3 separate regions of the Homo sapiens genome follow, and all the other regions are linked to region 2. Evidence: chromatin loops called from intact Hi-C (ENCODE). Cell type or tissue: Calu3. All regions are shown on one strand.

Region 1 (8,000 bases), 130 kb after region 2:
AATCCAGTGTACCTGAAATATGAATAAAATACATTGCCTGGATCCATAACCCTCATAATTACTTCTGAGCCCCATAGACCCCTGGGAAGTGGAAGTGGTTGTTACTAGGGTTGATTTGGGGACATGGCGAGGCTAGTAGGTGGGCAGGTTTATTAGTTTCCTAGGGCTGCCATACCAAATAGCACAAACTGTGAGGGCTTAACACAACAGAAATGTATTTTCTCATGGTTCTGGAAACTAGATGTTCAAAATCAAAGTGTCAGCAGGGCCATGTGGGCTCCCTCTGAGGTTCTGGGTAGAATCCTACCTTGCCTCTTCCTGCCTTCTGGTGGTGGCCATCAATCCTTGGCATTCCTTGGCTGGCAGCTTCATCACTCACCTTCTACCTCTGTCATCACTTGACCTTTTCCCCCATGTGCTGCATCTTAGAAGGATGTTAGCCATACTGGGTTAAGGACCTCTCTTACTACAGTATCATCTAATCTTAACAAATTATATCTGCAATGACCCTATTTCCAAATATGGTGACATTCTCAAATACTGAGGGTTAGGACTTCGACATATCTTTTTGGGAAACACAATTCAACCCATAACAGTGAGCAACTGGGAAGCTGCAGAAGGGCAGAAATCTATAGAGTTCTGGGTTCTCCAATGGCTGCTGTGTTACTGGCAAGAGCTTAGAGACCCCCCGTTGTTTGGATGTGGGGATAAGGATTACTCATAAGTCAACTAATTCATGAATGCTTCTATTTTACAGGTCACAGTTACTTTGAGTGGAAATAAACAAATAAGAAAATTCTATATTTAAAGAAAATTGCCTTCACAATCAACAACATTTTTATTTGAACCATGTCCTAAAAGCTTTCATTCCTCCTCTGAGATTCTAACAATATCTCCATCAGTGTGAACTACAATATTAGGAAAAGAAGAGGATAACTTCAGGGGAGAATTAGGCAGAAAGCAAGGTGTGTTATGTAACACCTGGGAGGCTAAAGAAAGAGGCTATTGACTGTGAGCCAAATTCAACTCTCAGCACATTGCTCCTAGGCAATGGACAGGAGTGTATGAGTGGCTGAGAGCAGGGCTGAGCTTCGAAGCAAATTACTTTTTCTACAAATGCTCTTTTATTTCTAAGCTCACTTCAGTGCAGATGTGTCTCCTTCATAAGTGAATCTTAAGGATCAATTTATAATCTTGGATCCACACTGTGGATATTGTGCTAGTCTTTGTCAACAGTAAATTTTAAGACAAGAAAGTTCAGAGAAATAGGGGATTAATATTAAGGCGGCTTTTATTCTTCATTAGTTTCTTACAGAAATATTATTTCATGTAAAAGGAATCTTGGTGTCCTAGTTTATCTTTTTCTCATCGTTTAACAGGTATAATATTAAATAGAATTAAAATCAGGAGTAGTATCACATGCTTATATCACCTTGTTATATTTTAGCAAGCTTTTGAAAAAGTCGAGCATGCACAGAGAAAAACTTAAAAGAGTAATAAAGGTATGTGCTGAACAGTCAATCTCCTTCTCACCCAAACATCACATATTCTTGTTTTATCCTTGTAAGAAATATGAAAAGTTATTCCTTTTAATGTTGCTTTCATTTTGAAGTTGTCACTCCTGCTTCCTAGCTGGTAGGACTGGTGTGGCAAATTGCTTTTCCAGAAGAAGAAAATGGTTTACTGATCTTTTTGGTCATCAAGATCAGGAGTTTAAAAGATGGTGGTCAGGGTGAGGAGTGGAATCCATGCAACCAGGAGAAAACCACGAACTGTGACTTTCTCACCTGGGTCATCTGCATGTTGTACCCAGAAGTCGGGAGAAACGACATTCAGGAAGATATGCACACATTAAAATTGGAATGGGAGAATTCTCCAGAATATGAAATTTCTCTTCTCATTGGAAGAAAAGGAAGAATGGGCCTGAAAACTGTCCTTGTTTGGATGGAAACTTAAACAGCCTGTGTTGCAAATAGTCCTCATTAAAATGCCCCCTGTGTGCTTTAGTTCTCCTGAAAAAACTACCAACACCAAGGTAGGGTCAAACCGGCTCAATAAATTTTAAATGATATTAATTATTCCCATGCAACTCCATAACTCAGTTTCTGGCTTAAAACCGTGAAACTTGCTAAGGTCTTTTTTGCTCCTGCAGCGTGGACCCTAGTGAAAAGGCATTATAAAAGGTTATTGCAGTCAGGTCTGTGAAAGACCTGTCGATTGAGAGGGAAGAAAATGCAAGTAGACATTATAAAAGATTACTTTCTGTGCTGCTAATGATCACTTTTGGTTTCAGTTTTCCTGAATGTTCAGGAAAGAAAGAGCTCACAGGAAAGGAATTTATTGCAAAAGAATAATTGCCCAATACATTACATGGCACGGTAGGGTTATAATGAGCATGAGGAAGGGCAATATCTAACCAACCCTTGGAGTTACAGTAATAGTTTGATTCAACTTCCTTATACAGACTGCTGAGCAACCAGAGAGCCAGAGAGGTTTTTTCTTTTCTTTTTTTTTCTCCCCGAAGAATTGGACTGCAACTGTTTTGAAACTTTCTTGGGGGAAATGCAATTATTGACAAGATTTAATAAAGCCAAGACAACTGAATGTGATGAGATGAACCCCTATTCTTTTGTTCTTTCTATGCAATGTAAGAAAATAGCAAGAAAACGATTACATTATAACTAAATGAATTAAACAAAGCTCCGAAACATAAATTAGAATTTAACTATGCCATTAAAAACTAATTTAATTTGCAAGGCATCATTACTAGGTAATAAAGACCCATTGCAAAATGTACAGCAATATCTTGTGAACATGTAAAAAAAAAGTGATAAATCTCATTGAGCAGATGAGTTTCTGTTGCATTAGCAGATACAAATGCTGAATAGATGTTTCAGTATATAATGAAAGCTAGCAAGTAATGGAACGATTGGTTTCGTTAATTTTTTTTTTTTTGCCGTAAATGGTTTTGTAGTTAAGGAAAGGCCTCAGGGAGAGTTGGAGAAGCACAAATTTGGTGCATGGACTTGGTGCCATAAAATCTGCTCTCAAACCAAGACAAAGAGAAGACATTTAAATATTTCGTTTGACAACATATGAAATATATTGTAGCCTACTTCATTCAAGTGCAAACAATATCTTGTTTCAGCTAATTGAAAATCTGATGGAAAATACAGTCTTTTCCCTAAAGTGTATCTTATTCAATTGTGTTGGAAATAACAAGGTATATATAACAAATTCAAGAGATGTGAATAAAGAATTTCTTCAGTTCTGGGGTTACCAGTTTAAAACTTACTAAAAAAAAAAAGCATTAAGTTTTTTATCCGATCAGAATAAGATGAAATAAAGTTTCAGAAAATTCATTTCATCGGAAATGAGTTTTAAATGTATACTTTCTAATAAAACAGCTAACGATAAGCATTTCCGCTTCTGTCTGTACTATTTTGCCTGAGCCTGCAGGTAGAATCCAGTATCATTTTACTGACAGCCATCATCGAGTACTGCCAGGAGATGGCAGTAAAACTCCGCTTTTCTAATCCAGCCTACGCTAGCGTCTAAAATTATTGTAACTTTTTTTTTAATGGGATCACAGCATTAATATAAGGTGGAGATGAAAACTTATGTATTCCCCCGGTTGTGTTATTTCCTCTGAGGTTGTGCATTGACTTTGTGTTGCGATTGGACTTTGGCTCATCCACGTAATTATGCTCCCAAATAGAGTTTCACAAAAGGTCACGTGCTACATTATTGTAGGAATGATTTTATTAAATTGCTTAGTGAGTTGATGCAGTTAGACGTGTTCATTTATGTTTTACATTCCGTCATGAAATCTTAATGTTAAAAAAGTTAACACTTTGTTTAAATGTCATCTCATCAATGCAGCATTCCGCAAATTACCCCTCTGAGCTAACACCCGTCTTCCATGCCGCATTTACCCATTTACAAACCTAGAGACTAGAGCTTCCTGCTTCACCTTGAGATTTTCTGTTTATTTATCTGCTGTCTCATTCATTTGTAAGCTTCTCAAAGGCAGGTGTTACATTTTGGGTCTGAATCGCTGGTAGTTCTCCACCCAAATGTCACTTTGTAGTACTCAAAAGAATGTGTTGAACTAACTCAAGTCTCATCTGAAGGCTCAGAGGAAGTGTGTTTTTAATATATTGCTCTATTTTATAGAGCAGCGAAGTGGTGTATTTAAGGACAAGTCAGGGAATCTTGGCTTACAAAATGAAGCCAAAAACTCCTAACTTTAATTTTGCTGAGCACACAAACAAGAAACTTTACTGACTGTGGTAATTAATAGAAAATGATATATTGAGTTGCATTGCCCAGCTCTGAAATGGGGCCACTTTCTAACATATAACTTTCTTACAGTTCATTACCAAGAATGAAAAATTTTAAATCTAATGAAATGGCAGGGGAGACAGAATGTCAATACTAAGGTGAAATGAACCTTTAAATGCAGAATTATCAATAAATGTATTATTGATTTTGGGAGAGTAGTCATAGATACAGTCATTTATTTGTGAAGCCACTTACTTTTTGTAAATGATTTATTGCAGATGAAGTGAGGAAAGACTATATTTTATTTCAAAATTATGGATGCAAAGAGATGAAATAATTATCCAAATGATCTTTACGCAGACTACATTTCCTTTATTTATATTACTTTTAATGTCGTAGCATTCTTTAATATATTATGCCCTAAATGACTCCTAAAAGTTCCTAAGTTAAAAGGCTTCGTCTCTAAACTATTATTAATAAGGAAACATTTACTGAGCCCCCGGGACTTTCAGATGGAGAACATTTCTCCCACCACTCAAGTTTACTTGTCTTTACAACTAGATTTACTGGCTGCACACAGTAAAGAGGAATGTCTGTGCTCTGCCTCCCCCATTCCTCATTGCAGTAGACTCTTGCTACTACTAGTTCTAGGATCTTCTTGTCTTCCGAAGAGATGGATTCTTCCTGGCACAAGATTTTCCTGTCAGCACTGGGAAGACAGTGTGGAGTGCAGGGCCCTGGGTGCCATGCGCCCTGCTGGCGGCTCTGATCGCTTATTACTTATGGGGTGCTCTCATTCACACACTCCTAGGTTTAGGCTTGGCAGGTCTTGTTGTGCCATAATTCATTTAAATGTAATTCATAAGAGGAAAGGAGAAGGCAGCTGAATGTGAAGCACAGACACAGCCCTTCTGCATTTGAAAGTGTTGTGCAATTTATTCTCAGTGATGTGGATTCACACAGGCCCAGTGAACAGTTAAAGCTTTGTAAAACCCTCTATTAAAGAGAGGAAAGCTGAGGTACCAAAGGAGTTTTATATATCAGTGATTTCCTTGTGGTCGAGATAACAAATGAGGATGATAATTACCTACTTATCTATGTTTGTTTTCTAAGGACCAAATAAAACAAAAGAAAATAAAAAATGCTTTTGAATATGTGTAACAATTATAGTTGTCATTATTATCGACGGTGAGTACAGGCTTTGGGAGTGGGTAGGCAAATTCCATATCATAAGTCTCATAATTTGAAGAACAGTGATTCTGGTCAGTTGCAACTCACGTCATTATGACACCAATTGGGCAATATTCTGTGACTCCTCTGCCTTTTACAGAGAAACAAACTAGACCACACCTCAGTAAAAACCAAATCGATAGGACCATTTTCACAGATCCACTTCTACTACTGCTGTTCTTCTGTGTTTAGAAGATAGTGGGTGGCTTGCGGGCAGGGGTCAGGTAGACTATGTTGGAGACAACTTTCTCTTGTTTTGGTATTCTCAGTGGCAAAGGTCATTGTCCACAGGGAGTTGTTGTTAATCCAGAGGCACCTGCTTATTTTTTTTTCACCACATTAATTTACATGAAAGAAGCCAACTTGGCATTCATTCGTTCCTAATAGGGGAACTCTGCCTTCAGGCAGTGGCATTTAGCAGCAGGTTCTGCTATTTCTTCATCCTGGTGGTACATGGGTATTGCTCCTCACAGAGTTAAACTGTAGTAGAGAAACATGAAAAGAAAGCTCAATGATGCTGTCTTGTATGGAACATAATACACTGTTATAACAAACAGAGCTTGATAAAATACCAGCAGCAGGGAGCACAGTTATTTATTGCTTCAAGAGAAAATCAAGCAAAATAGCTACAAATTGCCTAAAGTACATTCCTCCCATCTTTCTTGAGTTTCAGTCTCTTTGGCTATAAAACAGAAAAGGCCTTTGTTATTTCCCAAGCCAAGATTAGCCTCCCTTAGTGTGCAGTGCCTGCTTTGGCTTCGTGTGAAGGAATGAGCTTAAATCTGACCCAGAGAGCAATTACCTTAGAATGATTACAAAACACGTGCAAAAAGCTGAGTGTGCACCTGCTGGTAGACATACATCTGAGGCTATGGCTTGAGAACAAGCTCATTAGAGTGGCATCTCGCATTCTTGTTTCTACAGTGCCTTGAGGCATCAGCCAAGATGCTGAGGTTGCCTTCTCTTATTTCATAGAAAATATGGAAAAGTTAGATGAGTCGAGTGTCAAATTAAGAGAAAAAAAAACCTTTAGGAGAAGTGCCAGAGGAAAACCTCCCTGTTCTAAAACACTGCTCACTATTTCTGATCCACACTGCATTACTATGTCATGTACAAGACAGTGAAAGTCTTACATACAGACATACCCCCGGAAGCGAGCTATGAACCCCACAGGTCTTCTAAAAATACTCAGTGCCTCATCAACATGGCAGGCTTCAAAGAGCTCCTGTTCCTAAGGGGAAGGTTGCCTCTTTTAGGCTGCAGGTGTGGCCATGACGTTGTGAGAGTGTGTGGAAATGCCATGTTCCATGACCGCAGCACATGACCATGGCTTGTCATTGAAACAACATGTCTTTGGTAGTACATTCTGCAATCTTTACTCTGTTCTTCTCAGAAAACTATAAGGTCAGTTAGAATATAATTATCGAAAGTAGAGAATAAAGGGGAACCTAGTTAATGATAAGGACTGGTAATATATGGGGACTAGTAAAATAATTGAACATAAAGTCTATATGCCTAATAGGCTTCTGGCATAACATCAGTGAGCAGAGCATGCTGCTAATATTACACATTTGCAGTTAATCTTCAAATAAATGTTAAAAAGTTAAGTCCAGTTTAGAGATCAGCTGCTATACAATATATTGGGTTAGAACCATGACCTAGACAAGCATCTGGGCAAATCATTGAGGTGCAAATATTTAGCCTGGTGTGGTGGCACATGCCTGTAATCCCAGCTACTCAGGAGGCTGAGGCAGGAGAATCGCTTGAACCCAGAAGATGGAGGTTGCAGTGAGCGGAGATCACACCATTGCACTCCAGCCTGGGCAACAAAAGTGAAACTCCATCTCAAAAAAAAAAAGTATATCAAAGTATTGGTTTGTTTAGCTTAAATGGAAACAGTATAAAATATTTTACAGAAACCAATAACTAAGATGCGGTAATAATCTTTATCAAAACATTGAGGATGACTGCTTAAAATAACACAGTTCGTAAATAGCAGAGGAGTTAAAGCAAATGCAGAAATTGGGTATTACTCAGCTAAAGCCACTTTTGGTTCTTCTGAACAACATTGTTTCACAAGAATTAACTGGTTGGATATCTCATCAATCTAGATAAATATTATAGTTTGATATCGGGAATACAGTATCTTTTATAGTGTTTATGTCCTTCAATTCTAGATGATTGATGTGTGTTTGCTTAGTAGAGTCCATTCTGTTATTATGTAAATCACCCACAAATTATTATTTCATCAATTCCATGATGATTGATTGAACGTATGCTTGGGATTGCTGGTGTTACAAAAATGTTTAGGACTTGGTCCTTGTTCTCAAAGAATTTATAGCCTAGTAGAATTATACTAAAGGAGCTTATAAGTAACAATGAATTCAAAGTGGTGTATATTTAGTGCAGAAAAGTTAGATCTAGTAGTTTTTGGGTGGCTCCATCTAAAGCTGGAAATCACAGACTGGAAGCTCAGCCACACACTA
Region 2 (8,000 bases):
AGATCCTCTTGATGGAAAACTAAGAGTGGGAAAAGATACAAATAGAAAGACTATTTTAATTCAATGTGATAAGTCATTGAAAAGTAGGCACATAAAAAGGTTATCCAACTAATTATTTTGTGAATCAAGACAGGATCAGGAGAATCAGCTATAGGTTGTGATCAGAGATGAGTGAGGTTCACATATGCCAAAAGGAACAGTTGGGAAATACGTTTCTAGACAGTTTAAAGAGAAAACATTTTCTAAAAGACTGTGGCTACTTAGACTGCAAAGCTTACTTTCTGTTTATGGAGGCATTGTTATCATAGGAGATGACAAGTTCATGCATGTTATTGCCCCTGAAAACCTCCCAATGGGACAAGATGCGGAGGCTCAAGACAGTGATAGTGATGATCCTGTCCCTGCGCAGGCCTGGGTTCATGTGTGTGCTTGTGTACTAGTTTTTAACAAAAATTTAAAAAGTAAAAAAATAAAAAGAAAAAACTTTAGAATAAATATATAAACAAAATATTTTATAGCACAAAAAAAAGATTATGTAGACTGCTTGCTCCTGCCTCTTTTTCTGCTTTGTCTGTGCAAACTTCCCTTATTAGACCCCAGCTGACCCCTCCTACCTGCTTAGCAGAAAAGATGCACCTGCTCCAGTGGCTGTGGGAAAGGAGGGTGGTGAGGAGAGTAGGTCTAGTAGAAATTGGTTGCAATCTGTCAGCCTCACTGTTGATCTGGCTAGTGATGCTATCCATGGGGCCACCTGCTAGAGTCCCATTGTTGCCTGAATCACAGGTAACCCCATGAACACATGGTGTCCCATTCTAATAAAGCACTTTGCTTTCCCAACTAGCCTGAGCTTCCTCACACTTGGGCTGGTTCCCTTAGGTCTGTTCTGTGGAGGAGCAGATTGATGTCGGGTTCCTACAGCTTCAACCAGCCCATCTTGAGAAATAATATTTTTACTCCGTCTTGAAGTTTGCAATCCCTACAGTTTAAATGTATAGTAGTTTACTTCAGTATATGATTATATTTGAAGCAACATTTGCACTTGAGAGCCTAAAAAGTCTAGAGAGAAGTCACATCCAACCCAGTAAAAATAAAAATTAACATTTGTGTAGAACTTTTACATTTATAAGCATTTTCTACTTAGATTATCTTATTTGATACTCCTAACAAGTCATGAAATTTTTGATTTTTTAAAAAGTAGACTGATATTACAGCATACAGAAGGAAGAAATAGCCAGAAAGGAGTTTTATTAATGAAAAATTATTTTCCAGGTTGAATTTCACTTTCATGTTGATTTTTGAGGAGGGTGTAGAGGGGAATTTTGGTATCTTGTGGAATTATTTATGTTGTGAATCTGTTCATGCTTTCATTGGGCATACAGCTTTGGGGCATGCCAATGTATATTTTATAGAAACAAATTTTACTTTAGTTATGCACATGTGTTAATAAACAGGTTCTGTTGTGCAACCTATATACTAAAAGGCATACTTTTCTCATGCCTCAGCATTAGGATATCAATTTTCTTTCTGTAATAAATGGAACAGCTGCAATGTTATGATTGTGAGGCTCTTCCCTTTCTTGTGCCTTGTACTTAATGGGATGGGGAGGCTAATTATCAGACTGAAAAAGTACTGGTCCCTTCCTTCACTCATTCAACATGGTTCCACTTACAGAAGCCAGTGCAGCTGGCAGAGCTGTGGAAGGACCTGGTCCCTGGGCAGATGTCAGCCAAAAGTCTAATTACATGCTAGACTAATCTAGAGTAAAGTGAATTGCCTTATCAATACCTTTGGTCTACTCTAACGACAATGCACAGAAAAAGTAGGACCTTAAGAATGGCTCATTTTTTCCACTCTGGGTGCTGTAGACCCCTTACTTCATAAAGTTAATTTGACTTCAGTGTTTAGGGCAAACCATGTTTGTATGTTTTTCAAATTTATAAACCACTAACAATTATTGTTTGAAAAAGTTCTGAAGTCTTCTGGAAGAGTCCATCTTGTCTCTTTTTCAGGTCTTCTCTAAATTGATATATTATGATTATATACCGTATGTGATGTAATGATGTCCTACCTACTTCTATCTGGTTTGTCTTCTGAGTCAAGGCCTCTATTCTACAAAGGGATCTTTAATTGACTGGCTCATTTTCTCTGTTGATTTTGTTTGTTTGGTGTGTGTACTGTTTCTTTTTTCGATCCCTTACTATTTTCACTTAAATTGTGCCAATTATTAGATGTTTTACAGTATTTTTTAAAAGGCAGAATTAGGAAAATTACTGGCATTAATTCGTACCACTCTCATTTGAAGGCTTGACGACTAAAGAATATTTATTTTCATCTCGACAGTGGCTTAATTTCCATAGTGAAACCTACTTGTAAACGATCTTTTTTCTCCCACTAAGGTGTAGCACTGAGCTTTAATTTGATGGCAAGTGTCCTAAGGATTAGAAAGTATTACTTTAGAAGATATTCCATCCTGAATATATAACCTTTTGTGATATTTACTGTATTTGCTGAATATGTTTGCTATATGCAGTTCAGTTCAATAAACATTTAATGTTTGTCTATTGTGCTGTGCATTTTGCTAGGAGCTAGGGTTATAAATAAGTAAGATACTATTTCCCTGGTGTAAAGTCATTGCAGTCCAATAGGGGGAAAAGATGATATAAATTCTGATTTTGAGTGTGGACTATACCGGGGCCTGTTGTGGGGTGGGGGGAGTGGGGAGGGATAGCATTAGGAGATATACCTAATGTAAATGACAAGTTAATGGGTGCAGCACACCAACATGGCACGTGTATACATATGTAACAAACCTGCATATTGTGTACATGTACCCTAGAAATTAAAGTATAATACACAAATAAATAAAAAATAAATAAAAAGAAAGAAATGATGAAAATAAAAATAAAAGCTCAAAATACTTATTTGAAAATATATTTAAAAAGCTATTCTTTTCTATTGAGTATTAGAATATACCTTTTACTAGAGTATGTAAGGATTGGTTTGTGGCCTTTTATTAAATGTTGAAATTCCTAGTCACCTATCCATTAATTTATCTGAAGTGTATAGATACATATTATTCATATATTGAATGTTATATGTAGAGTGCAGAGTTGTGCATATATTTTCTGATCAAACATAAATAATCAAGGCCAAAGTTGTCATTCTTTCTTCACTGTTATTTAGTCATGTGTTTAGCGTTCACTATACTCTGACATTGTGAACAGTCTACACATTATTATGCATAGCACTGAACCTCAGCGCACCTGCTGCATGTTCATGGCTGAGAAATACCTTGAGTTTTTCCTGAGGGCTATAAGAACAGTTTTCCTTTTCTTTACACAAGAGTCAAACGGGACCTCTTCCAGCAGTAACCACTATACAGACATATTGAGTAAATTTTAAAAAGTCTCAGAGCTCCCGCCAATTTAGGATGTTTTCTAGAGAGAACTAATTCCTGCCTGTCTTTATGTTTTTAATTATCCTCTTTTATGGTCTCTAGCAGGCGAAATTTCATTGTGTACTGTCTCCTTTAGACAACTTGTTCACTAAAAAAGGATTTGAATTTATAGTAATTCAATATACTCTCTACAGACCAATTCACCATTAATTCTTTGGATTGTTATAGCAATAATGATGTTCATGACAAACTATTTTTCTACTCTCTTTAACAATGTGGAAAGTAGAAGTGCAATTTTCATAGGCTTTCTTCTGAATTTGCCATTTTGCTAATGAAATTCTCATTTTAGTGTGAGTTGTATTTCTCAATAAATAACCAATAGACACTCTATATGTGCTCTAATAACCCTTGGTAGTTGCAAATATTTTGATTTTACAGAATATCTTCTCTAATACTGGGTTTTCTAATACAGAAAGTCACCTACAAGACTTTCCAGGGCTATAATAACCCTCCAGGTTTGGCTATTCTTGTCATCACAGTTTCCTGGAGATGGCAGCAAAGTACGCAGAAGCAAGGGCACCAACCGTAACACATAAACAAGTGGTGAGATTAATGGCGCTGTGCAGTTCTGAGGATGACTGACGAAATGCATCAGCCTCTTCTGCTCTCAAATGACAGGGCAGGTACATAGAGAGCTGATATATGTATTAATTTTATTTTTAATTATGTTGGGTAGGTTTCAACAAACCTTGAACAAACTGCTTTTATTTTATTCCTCACCTGTGGTCAAGTCCAAGGCTTTCCTGTCTTTCTGTTTATCCATCGCTCTCTTTTCTTTTCTGGTAAAAGTATTGAGAGATCTCCAGAACAAAAATCTTTTGAAACCTTTATTTTATGGACCAATCTACAACATTTGTTATCCTTACTTCATTTTCATACAGCTATTTCTAATCTTGTAGCACACTGCATTTCAATCCCTCTGGGTTGTCAGATTTTCTGAATCTATAATGGGATGATTAACTGGCAAGGCAATGCACAGGCTAATAACAGATTGCAAAGGACATCATATTAGACATTGTAAAAGCCCTCTTTATTCCAAAGTATACATCCAATAATACCCCAGCAGACATGAGTAATGAGCATGGTATCCAGAATAACAGGAACCCTATCGCTTTGGAATTCATGCAGAAATGTTATTAAAATGAAAAAGAGAGAACTTCTTTCTACTGAATTGCAACTGTTGGTTTCAATGCTAAACTTGTTTGTCAAAATGCTGTTGCCTGGAATCAGTGGAAGCTTATATATGACTGAAATATTTCACAAGTTGGTTGGGTACTATAAGAAATCTTGTTTGGGAAGAAACTAAATGAAAGGCTTTTTAAATTTAAAGATCCAGTGTTTTTCAGCTAAAATGTACGACTATCTTTTAAGGCTATTATTGAAGTAAACTTTACTTTTAAGATGAGAGAAAAAGAACATTCTTGATCATGAGTAAAGATTCCTAACACTAGGTCTTGAACATAAAGTTAAAGAAAAAGAAGGATATTTGCTTTTTCAGACAACAGATAAATACGCTGCATTGATCAAATTGTTGGTTTTTGGTCAGATTGTTTGGTTAGTAAAATATATTTTGTTGCAAATGAGAACTTGCTTTTTAACTGGAAATATACCAAAAGCATTATTCTGTATTTATATGCTATGTAAAGTTCTGAAGCACTCATTTGCATTCAAACATGTGATGGCTAAATACAAATCATTTTCATCTAGCTACTTGAGGGAGAGAGCTTGGGATAAGATAAAGCAGCCCAAAAAGGAAGGCCTGGAGGTTTGGCTTCAAATCTGCGTGCCGTGTTTTCTGTGCAATCATCTAACCCAAAGACACTTTGTCATTGGGTAAGGGCTTGTCTACATGCCATCTGAACTTTCTGGGTCTTTGTTTCTTGATCGTGATACAATCAAGTAAACTGACAGACTTGAACAGACCTTGAATAGTCCTAATGGAAGGCATACTGAAGGATGTACATAGTCACAGTATAAAGGATAGGCTATTAAAAAATCATTAACTAATACTAGTATCTTCTTTCCCCATTCTTATATTCTTATCCTATGGAAAAAAGTCTCAAAGAATTTTGAAGGGCCCCAATTTCCCTTCTCCCAAGCTAGAATTTTTTTCTTTGCTTCAGAATCTTTGACAGGGAGGCAGGTAGAAGAGAGTTTATAATGGGGAGGCAAAAGTGGCCAAGTTTTGGGGTAACAGGGGTGGAAAATGTTGAAAGTCCCTGAGATTAAGAACACGGCAGAGGATTTGTGACTCTACTTGTGTTCCAGGCCCTGCTACAGATTCTTGCAATAATAATGGTGAGGATGAGAGTGATTCTTTATTGCACAGGTGCCAAATCTGCATTTTGGGTGTTTCATGAGTATTAACACATTTAATGCTCACAACAGTCCTCTGTGGTAGATTCTGGTACTGCTATATCATAATAATTTTACAGAGAAGAGGCCACAGACAAGTTAAATAACTTATGTAAAAAAATGAGTGAGCCTCAATATGGTGGTCTGGGCCTGTGCCCTTAATAACTGGAAACACTGTGGCCTAAAGACCACATGTGTCTCTCTGTGGACAAGTTTGAGGCCTCTGATGGCTGGAGGACCAGTTCTTGATGGCAGCATGAAGGAGAAGAAACAAACTGCAATGTTTAGAATCACCATGGACTAAGGGACTTGGTCCCTTCATGGTTTTCTGGAATAATGTAAACCTGTGATTCTAGTATTCAATGACTGAGATTGGATTACTGGCCAGCCAGCCAGGGGGGAGCCTGAGCCGAATATGTCCCAACCGTATATCCAGCTGTCTTCTTGACATCTTTAGTTGGTTGCCTAATAGGCATTTCAAGCTAAACATGTCCCAAATTGGACTTGATTTTTCCCTCAAATCAGTTCCTGTTATAGTCTTTTCCACTTCAGTTATGGCAACTCCATTTTCCCCCTTGTTTAGCCCAGAACCTCAACTCCTCTCTTTCTCTCACACTCCATATCTGAATTATCAGCAAATTCTCCTGACTCTCCTCTGTCAGAAATTGACCATTCCTCCTAATCCCCATGGACACCAACCTGGTCCAAGTCACGTCATTTCCGAATTATTCCAATACCCTTTGGACTGGCCCCCCCTTCTGCACTTACCTTCCTTTAGGCTATTCTCAGTGTAGCAGCCAGACTGCTCTGTTAAGCACAGGTAGACTATGTCACCCTTCTGTTCAGAATACTTCAGTGCCTTCCCATTTCAATCAGAGGAAAAGCCAACGTCTTAACCGTGACCTACAAACCCTATGGCAACTGGCTCTTCATTTTCCCTGATTTTATTATTACTACTCTCATCCATTTTTTGTTTCAGTTCCCACTACACCAGTCCTTTTATTTCTGCTTGCAATCCCAGGGCTTTGGAACTTGCTGTCCCTTCAGTATGGAATGCTCCTCTTCCAGTTATTTGCATGGCTAATTAATCTTCCTTCCTTCCCATCTTAACTAAAAGTCATCTTTGCAGTTGAGACCTTCCCTGGCCACCCTGTCCAGAATTTAATCTCACACCTCCAATAATTTACATCCCCTTTCCTGCTTTGTGTTTCTTCTTGGAGCACAACCCAATCATATATATGATCTATCTATCTATCTCTATATCATATATATATGATCTATCTATCTCTATATCATATATATGATCTATCTCTATATCATATATATGATCTATCTCTATATCATACATATGATCTATCTCTATATCATACATATGATCTATCTATCTCTATATCATACATATGATCTATCTATCTCTATATCATACATATGATCTATCTCTATATCATACATATGATCTATCTATCTCTATATCATACATATGATCTATCTATCTCTATATATCATATATATGATATATCTATCTATATATCATATCTATCTATATATCATATATATGATATATCTATCTATCTATATCATATATAATGATATATCTATCTATATCATATATAATGATATATCTATCTATATCTATCTATGATATATCTATCTATAGATATATAGATATATCTATCTACATAGATATATCTATCTATAGATATATAGATATATCTATCTACATAGATATATCTATCTACATAGATATATAGATATATCTATCTACATAGATATATCTATCTACATAGATATATAGATATATCTATCTACATAGATATATAGATATATCTATCTACATAGATATATAGATATATCTATCTACATAGATATATAGATATATCTATCTACATAGATATATAGATATATCTATCTACATAGATATATCTATCTATAGATATATAGATATATCTATCTACATAGATATATCTATATATGATATATATCTACATAGATTTATATCATATATATGTGTATATACACATTTTGTTTACTTGTGTGTGTTGTCCATATTTCTCACCAGAATATTAGCCCTTCATGAGAGCAACGATTTTCTTTTTAATCATGCTTTATCTTTAGCACAGTGCCTGGCACACAGTAGGTGCTCAATAAATGCTTTCTGAATAAATTTAGAGAAATAAAAGAATGCGAT
Region 3 (8,000 bases), 420 kb after region 2:
CTTTTAAAGGATTAATAATATTTCACTGTATGTATATACATATTCCTTATCCATCAATGAACATTTAGCTGGTTTGTGTCTCTTGGCTAATATGAACAATGCTGCAATGAATAAGGGAGTGTATATGTCTCTTTGAGATACTGTTTTCAATTCTTTTGAATAAATACCCAGAAATTGAATGGCTGAATTACATGGTGGTTTTATTTTTAATTTTTTGAGGAACCTCCATTCTGTTTTCCATAACGGCTGTCTCATTTTATACTGCTACTAACAGTGCACAAAGCTTCCAATTTCTCCACATCTTTGCCAACATTTGTCATTTCTGGTTTTTACATTTTTGATAATGGCCATCCTAACAGGTGTGAGGTAATGTCTCATTGTGTTTGTGATGGGCATTTCCCTGTTAATTAGTGATGTTGAGCACCTTTTCTTATACCAGTTGGCCATTTGTAAGTCTAAGTAAATATCTATTCAAGTTTTGGCCCATTTTAAATCAGGTTATTTGTTATTTTTAACTATTGAATCGTAGTATTTCTGTATATATTTTGGATATTGATCCCTTATCACCTTAATGGTTTGCAAGTATTTTCTCCCATTTCATAGGATGCATTTTTACTTTGTTGATCGTTTCATTTGCTATGCAAATGTTTTTAAGTTTGATGTAGTTTCACTTGTCTAATTTTGCTTTTATTGCTTGTGTTTTTGGTGTCATATCCAATAAATCATTGTCCAGAACCAATGTTACGAAGCTTTTCCTCTATGTTTTCTTCTAGAAGTTTTATATTTTTAGGTCTTATATTTAAATATTTACTACATTTTAAGTTGATTTTGGGGCATGGTGTAAGATAAAGGTTTAATTATTCTTTTGCATGTGGGTATCTAGTTTCTCTTACACTTTTTGTGTTTCTTTCCCCCATTGTAGAGTCTTGGCACTCTTGTCAAAGATCATTTGACTGTATAAGTAGACCGGATTATTGGTAGTTTCTCTCTTGTGTCCCATGGTCTGTATGTCTATCTTTATGCCAGTACCATACTGTTTTGATTACCCTAGCTTAGAATATGTTTTGAAATAAGGAAATATGAGATGTCCAGACGTATTCTTTCTTCTTGAGATTGTCTTGGATATTCAGGTTCCTTTGTGGTTTCATAAGAATTCTAGTATTTTTTTCTATTTCTACAAAAATAAAATGTCATTGAGATTTTGATGGGGATTGCATTGAATCTATAGATTGCTTTAGGTAGTATGATATTTTAACAATATTAATTCTTTCAATCCATAAACACAGCATGCATTTCTTTGTATTTGTGTCTTCTTTAATTTCTTTCAGCAGTGCTTTGTAGTTTTCTTTTTTTTTTGAGACGGAGTCTGGCTCTGTCGCCCAGGCTGGAGGGCAGTGGCACAATCTCGGCTCACAGCAAGCTCCGCCTCCTGGGTTCACGCCATTCTCCTGCCTCAGCCTCCCAAGTAGCTGGGACTAGAGGCGCCTGCCACCATGCCCGGCTAATTTTTGTATTTTTAGTAGAGATGGGGTTTCACCGTGTTAGCCAGGGTGGTCTTGATCTCCTGACCTTGTGATACTCCTGCCTCGGCCTCCCAAAGTGCTGGGATTACAGGCGTGAGCCACTGTGCCCAGCCAGTGCTTTGTAGTTTTTACTGAACTAATCTTTTGTCTCCTTAGTTAAATCCTAAGTATTTTATTCATTTTGATGCTATCATAAATGGGATTGTTTTCTTAATTTCCTTTATAATTCTTTTTATTGCTAGTATATAGAAATTTTTTTGTATATTGATTTAGTGTCATGCAACTTTGCTGCATTTATTTATTAATTCTAATAGGTTTTTCTGTAAAAGTGTTTAATGTTTTCTGTGTTTACAATCATGTCATTTGCAAACAAAAATAATTTAATTTTCCTTTATGATGCCTTTCATTTATTTTCTTTTTTCTGTTTTCTCTCTTTTATTTATTTTTTATTTTTTTGGCTTAATTGCTTCAGCTAGGACTTACAGTAGTATGTTGAATAGAAACAACAAGAATGGGCATTCTTATCTTGTTACTGCTCTTAGAAGAAGAGCTTTCAGTTCTTCAATGTTGAATATGATGGTAGCTGTTTTCAAACATGGTCTATAATATGTTGAAGTAATTTTCTTCCATTCCTCCTGTATTAGTCTGTTCTCACACTGCTAATAAATGCATACCCAAGACTGGGTACTTTATAAATGAAAGAGGCTTAATTGACTCAGTTTCACATTGCTGAGGAGGCCTCACAGTCATGGCAGAAGGCAAACGAGGAGCAAAATAATGTCTTAAATGGAAACAGACAAGAGAGCTTGTGTAGGGGAACTTCCGGTTATAAAACCATCAGGTCTCCTGAGATGTATTTACTACTAAGGAACAGTATGGGGGAACTGCCCCCAAGATTCAGTTATCTCCACGTGACCCCACCCTTGACACATGGGGATTATTACAATTCAAGGTGAGATTTGGGTGGGGACACAGCCAAACCATATCACCTACTTTAAGTGTTCATTGTTTTTAAAAAGGTGTTAAATTTGGCAATTTTTTCTGCATCTATTAAGATGATCATGTATTTTTTATTATTTGTTTTGTTAAGGCAGTGTATCACATTGATTGATTTTCATATGTTGAAAAACTTTTGCATCTCATGGGTAAATCCCACTTGGTGATGGTATATGATCATTTTATTGTGCCCCTGAATTCCGTTCATTAGTATTTTTCATACTTTCTTCTTTATGCTTCACTCAGAGAAGCTTCATGCATCACTGTTACAGAATTACAGCATTCTCTATTTATCTTTATATCTATCTTTACCAGCATACTTTACACTTTTGTTTACTTGTGGGTTGCTGTCTGGTGTCCTTCCATTACAACTTGAAGGACCCCTTTTAGCATTCTTGTAAGGTAGGCCTGGTGTTTATGAAATACTTCAGTTTTTGTTTATCTGGGAAATACTTTATTTCTTCTTAATTTTTGAAAAACAGTTTTACTTGATATATTATTCTTGGATGGCAATATTTTTTTTTCTTAAGTAGTTTGAATATATCATCCTATTTGCTTCTGGACTGCCAGGTTTCTGCTGAGAATATGCTAAGAGTTTTACGAAAGCTTCTTTGTAAATAATGAATTGCATTTTTTGCCAGTTTCAAAATTCTTTCTTTGATTTTTACAATTTGATTATGACATGTCTTGGTATGGGTTTTCTTGGTTTCATTCTGGTCTTCTTATACCTTAGATGTCCATTTCCTGCCTCAGATTTGGGGACTTTTTAGCCATTGTTTCTTTAAACAAAAGCTTTCTTCATCTTTCTTCCTGATCTTTTGGTATTCAAATAATGTGTATATTGATGCATTTGATAGTGTCCCATAAATTCCTTACATTTTCTTCGCTCTTTATTATTATTTTTTTCTCTTTGTTCCTGACTGGATAATTCCAAATGACTTGCCTTTGATTTTATTGGTTATTCTACCTGTGTGTTCAAGTCTGCTGTTGAAGCCCTGTAGTGAATTTTTAAATTCAATTATTGTATACTTCAGTTCCAAACTACTGCTTCATTGCTTTTTTTAAAAAATTATCTCTTTGTAGATATTGTCATTTTGTTCATGTATCTTGTTCCTGAGCTCATTGAGCATGCTTATGATGGTTATTACGAATTTGTTATAAGATAAAGTTATATAATTCCATTTCTTTTGGGTCATTTCTGGGAAATTTATTTTGTTCCTGTGATTAAATCATGTGTCCTTGTTTCCTTTGATTAGGCCATGGTTCCCTGTTATTTTGCACTTAGATCCACACATTTGAGAAAACAACCACCTCTTCTAGTATTTAAGGACTGGTTTTGTAAATTAAAAGACCTTCGTCAGTCAGCCCAGCTGGAGATTCTGCGACCCCTTAAACCTTTTCTGTTGATATGTCTTCTCTAGATTTGTATGAGCAAATTCTATATTAGAAGGATTTGCTGATATCTTTTTGCAGGTACTTCTAATTTATTGCACCCTCTGGTGTCTGCCTGCAGTACTGCAGATTCTTCGGAGTTTCCTCAAGCTGCCCAGTTCTCTTTTTGTTCTCAGTGATCCCTAGGCTTCTAGCATCTGCTAAGTTCCGTCAGTGCTCTAAGTTGGGTGAGACAGAAACCAGTTCCTGGAGCAATCTCTCCAAAAGCTAGAACACTGGATGCACACTCAACTCTTTTTTCCCGGTGGGGAAAGACTTCTGAACTTATTTTTCCTATTCCATGAGACCCCTGAAGTAGCAGCAAGTCACTCAACTCTCTTGCTTTCAGTGGCCGCCAGTAACCTAGTGTATGCTGGGTCTTGTCATTGGTCTGATTTAGGTGAGACAGAAACTAGACCCTCAAACAGTCTTCCGACTAGCCAGAACATTGGATGCATATGTTAACTCCCTTCCCAGGAAGAAGCTGGGAGTTTGGGGCTTTCTTCACTCATTCCATGCTGAGCTGTGGAGGAAAGATTATGGCAAATGAATATCTACTACTTTAAACTGTCACCTTTGTTCTCAGCTGCTTCCAAGCTGGCATCCTTTCCTGTCAGAGCTTAGATTCACCAAGACAGAAACCAGTCCCTTGGGCAGTATCCTGAAAAGTCTGAATATTGGACATATGGTTTAGTCTTTTCCTACGCAGAGAGAAGCCAGAAGCTGAGGAGATGGGAGAGAGACTTTAGTAAGTAAGTACCATCAATATTTTTTACCCACTTCAATGCAGCTGGTTTTTTTTCCCAAGGTTCTGCCCAATACAGCGTTTGCCCAAGGTTTAAGAACTTATTAATTGGTGTCTGTATTCCTCACAAAGGGAATTAGTCCTTGTATTGTTGTTGAGTTAGTGTCTCCAGTGGGGGAAGAGAGTAGGGCTTCCCATTCCACCATCTTGCCGATGTCACATTCTCATTATTAGATTATTTTAAATAATAAATTTATTCATTGTCAATGTGTCAAACATTGTTACTTCCACTTTCTTTTGGCTACGCTTTTGCTTAATGCTTTTAAGGGAAGCACACTATTCTTTATAAAAGTATTCATTATAGAATACATTGTAAATCCAAACAGAAAATAATTGTGTTCATTTATGCAGTTTTATACTCCCTTTCATAAGAACCCTGGAATAGCTACCTAATGTTTAAACATAAAAATATATATCTTCCTTTTATTTAACTTTCTTTATTTATCTCTATAAATATCTCTATAAATGTATCTCTCTAAATACATAAAGAGTGGAAATTTGGATCCTATTGGATTAGTAGATTTTTCAATATTAACAAACCATGGATATATCTTGAAAAATGTTTTCAAGGGCTACACAAAACACTGTAAGTTTAATTTCCTTAACCTTCTTTCAATTGCAAAACAAAACAAAACTATTTTGACATAAAATAGATTTTGATCATCACTGGACATTATTACCATTGCTTTATTCAACCAATATTCATTTGGATTTACCTACATAATTATCTTTTCTGTTACTTTTCATACACTTCCATTTCTGAGCTTTTACTAGGATCTTTTATTGGCAGAAGGTAGATGATCCCAGTAGGATCGCAGTAATTTTATTTTAATGTCCATGTCTAATAACTCGATTTCTTAGATTTGTCATGGGCCTGTTTCTATAATAGGTTTATCCTCTTGGTTTATATTAAATGTTGTATTTTTATAGCTGTTTTTTTAAGAAATTAAATGCTAGACACTGTATATTAAAAACTATAAAGGGGATTGGATGCTTTGAATGGTATTATACCTCTCCTAAGTGGACTTGGTTTAGTTTCTAATAGGCAGGTAGAGTATGACAATAACTATTCAGATCACTTTACTTCAATTATGAATTCAAATAACTTGTCTGGGCTTCAATCTTCATGACAATTGCTGTATTTCTCATTTACTTTTACTCCTAGAGTGTAGCCATTTTGAGTCACAACTAAATGCTTGGGGTCCTTTTCAGAGCCTGTCTATACTGCTGAACTCGAAATTCCAAATTTTGCCTAACCCCTTGAGTCTCCTGAAAGTTCCGCTCTGCTATATGTTTTGGGATTTCAAATGCCTTGAGACAAAAAATAATATCAAATTCTGGAGTCATTAGTCTGGACCTTTTCCCCTTGGTCTTGGTCCTAAAAATCTTTATTGACAAAATAACTCTTTAATGTTTTTATAAAGATTAAAAAAATTACTTTCCCTAGATTTGATAGGTGCTCTTAGCAGGAAGTTTAGTCTAAAACAAACTATTCTAACATTGTCACTAACAGAAATTTTAATGGTCTCAGAGTAAAGATGTGTGGCATCTTTACTGTTGTCTGTGGAAAACAGTCTCTGCTTCTTATTTATTGTACTATGCCAATAAAAAAAAGCAATCGTTTACTGTAAGAAGTTTGATAAAAAGCCATAGTCCTTGTAGATAATGCTAGAGGGTGAGAATAATATACCCCAGTTTTGAAAATAAATTTATTCTCAGATCTAAATTTTGAAATTTGTAACTTAGGCGTGAGAATAGAATTAAGCAAGTCTAGTCTCAACAGACTGACCAATTTATGTCATAAAAATGTTACCAGTTCAGCCTGGGAGTAAATGCCACTCTTGCATTTTGAAGGTATGGTTATTTGTTAATAGAGACTAACTGAAAAGGTAGTCTGTGAATCAAGAGATATAGTTGCCCAAGTCTTTCCAAGGTATTAGAAACACTTAACTCACTGTATTATAGTCTTTCTGGTCAATACAAATATTTCTATTGCAGTTGAACCCTTACTGATATTTCCTGTTGGTAATCTGAGTCCTCACAATGCCATTCTCCACCAATAAATTCTTTCCCCTTTTCCTCCTCCTCTTCCTCTCTCATTCTGCCAACTCCAGCAGTTGAAGAGTTCCTATTTTTGCTGCAGTCTTATCAGGAGTATTCTCTGAGCTGATCTCATTTATCTGCTAGCCTCCATAAGTTAGTTGTAGGCTTTTCTCTGCTCAGGGCATCTCCTACTTATTGCTAGTTTTTTTCTGGAATTTATTTAATTTGTATTATTTTCTATCATTTCAATAAATGTTGGTGGAAGGAAGGAAGTATAGTTACCAGTCTTCCATTTTGAATTCAAATCCTATTATAATTTAATTTGTAGGCATACAGCTTTTTTCCATATAATTAAATTAATGTTTATCATTCCATAGTGCTTAGAAGAGAATTTAATTGAATTGTGAATGAATTTTGCTTTGTAACTTATTGTTTTGTAACTTTGTAATTTATTGTTAGGTAAAATACTATACTTATGAATAAATAAACCTTTTACCGATTTATTCTACTAGCCAACATTTCTGAAGTAAAAGTATTTTTTTTTTTTTACCTTGGGAATAGATTATGGTTTTGTTTCAGGAATAAAGGAAGAACAAGCAATCTAAAACCCAAGAATTAGATTATACTCATAAAAGATTATTTTATGAGGTTTATTGATCAAAAATTTTGTTAATTTATGAACTGAATGAACAGAAGGTGAAAGTTTAAACATACGTTGACACAACAAAAATTTAAGCTTAGATACAAATATTATATTTTACTAAATTTCATATTTCCGGGATTGCATATTTCCTTTGTAAAACTTAAATTACACACTAAACACTGGCAAAGACATTCTATTTTTAAACTAATTCTGCTTTTCTTTTTAAAGATGTAATATTAAGTGTTTCTATCTATTAGATAATTGGATTTCAGTTTCTACCTCTAGGCACAGGCAAGAGTTTGATACTTTTCCCCCAGTTTTCCTTAGAGAAGGTGCAGCTGTATGAAAAGTGATAACAAAAATAATAGTGCAGTGCTGGTTGGGAGGAAGCATTTTCTTTTTCAGAAATCAGTAGGAACAGAGAGTGATCCTATTTTTCACCTGAGGCAAATCACCATTACAGAACAGAAGAGTGCTCCTCTAGTAAGGGCAGCAGTGACGCAACTTTCTATCAGTGACCATTCAACGTTAGGAACAGTACAAAATACTGGGGAGAGGC

What was found. A loop is a pair of places that touch in the nucleus more often than their neighbours do. Peaks named below come from ENCODE experiments on the same cell type or tissue, not always from the same donor. Only the 100,000 strongest peaks of a DNase experiment are listed, where the experiment ranks them.
Region 1: it touches region 2 in a loop (7-fold over the local background); 4 of 110 quality-filtered maps call a loop at or near these places.
Region 3: it touches region 2 in a loop (8-fold over the local background); 18 of 110 quality-filtered maps call a loop at or near these places.

Annotation. Positions count from the first base shown.
Region 1 is chr4:129,340,658-129,348,657 of GRCh38, forward strand. No RefSeq gene overlaps it. Among named protein-coding and RNA genes, the nearest start is that of C4orf33, 250 kb to the left of the region's middle. In Calu3, no CTCF peak of the experiment used is centred here; a DNase peak (open chromatin) is centred at 3,514.
Region 2 is chr4:129,214,599-129,222,598 of GRCh38, forward strand. No RefSeq gene overlaps it. Among named protein-coding and RNA genes, the nearest start is that of C4orf33, 120 kb to the left of the region's middle. In Calu3, no CTCF peak of the experiment used is centred here; a DNase peak (open chromatin) is centred at 3,973.
Region 3 is chr4:129,637,354-129,645,353 of GRCh38, forward strand. No RefSeq gene overlaps it. Among named protein-coding and RNA genes, the nearest start is that of LINC02466, 130 kb to the right of the region's middle. In Calu3, CTCF peaks have their summits at 4,007 (motif pointing left) and 4,206; a DNase peak (open chromatin) is centred at 4,048.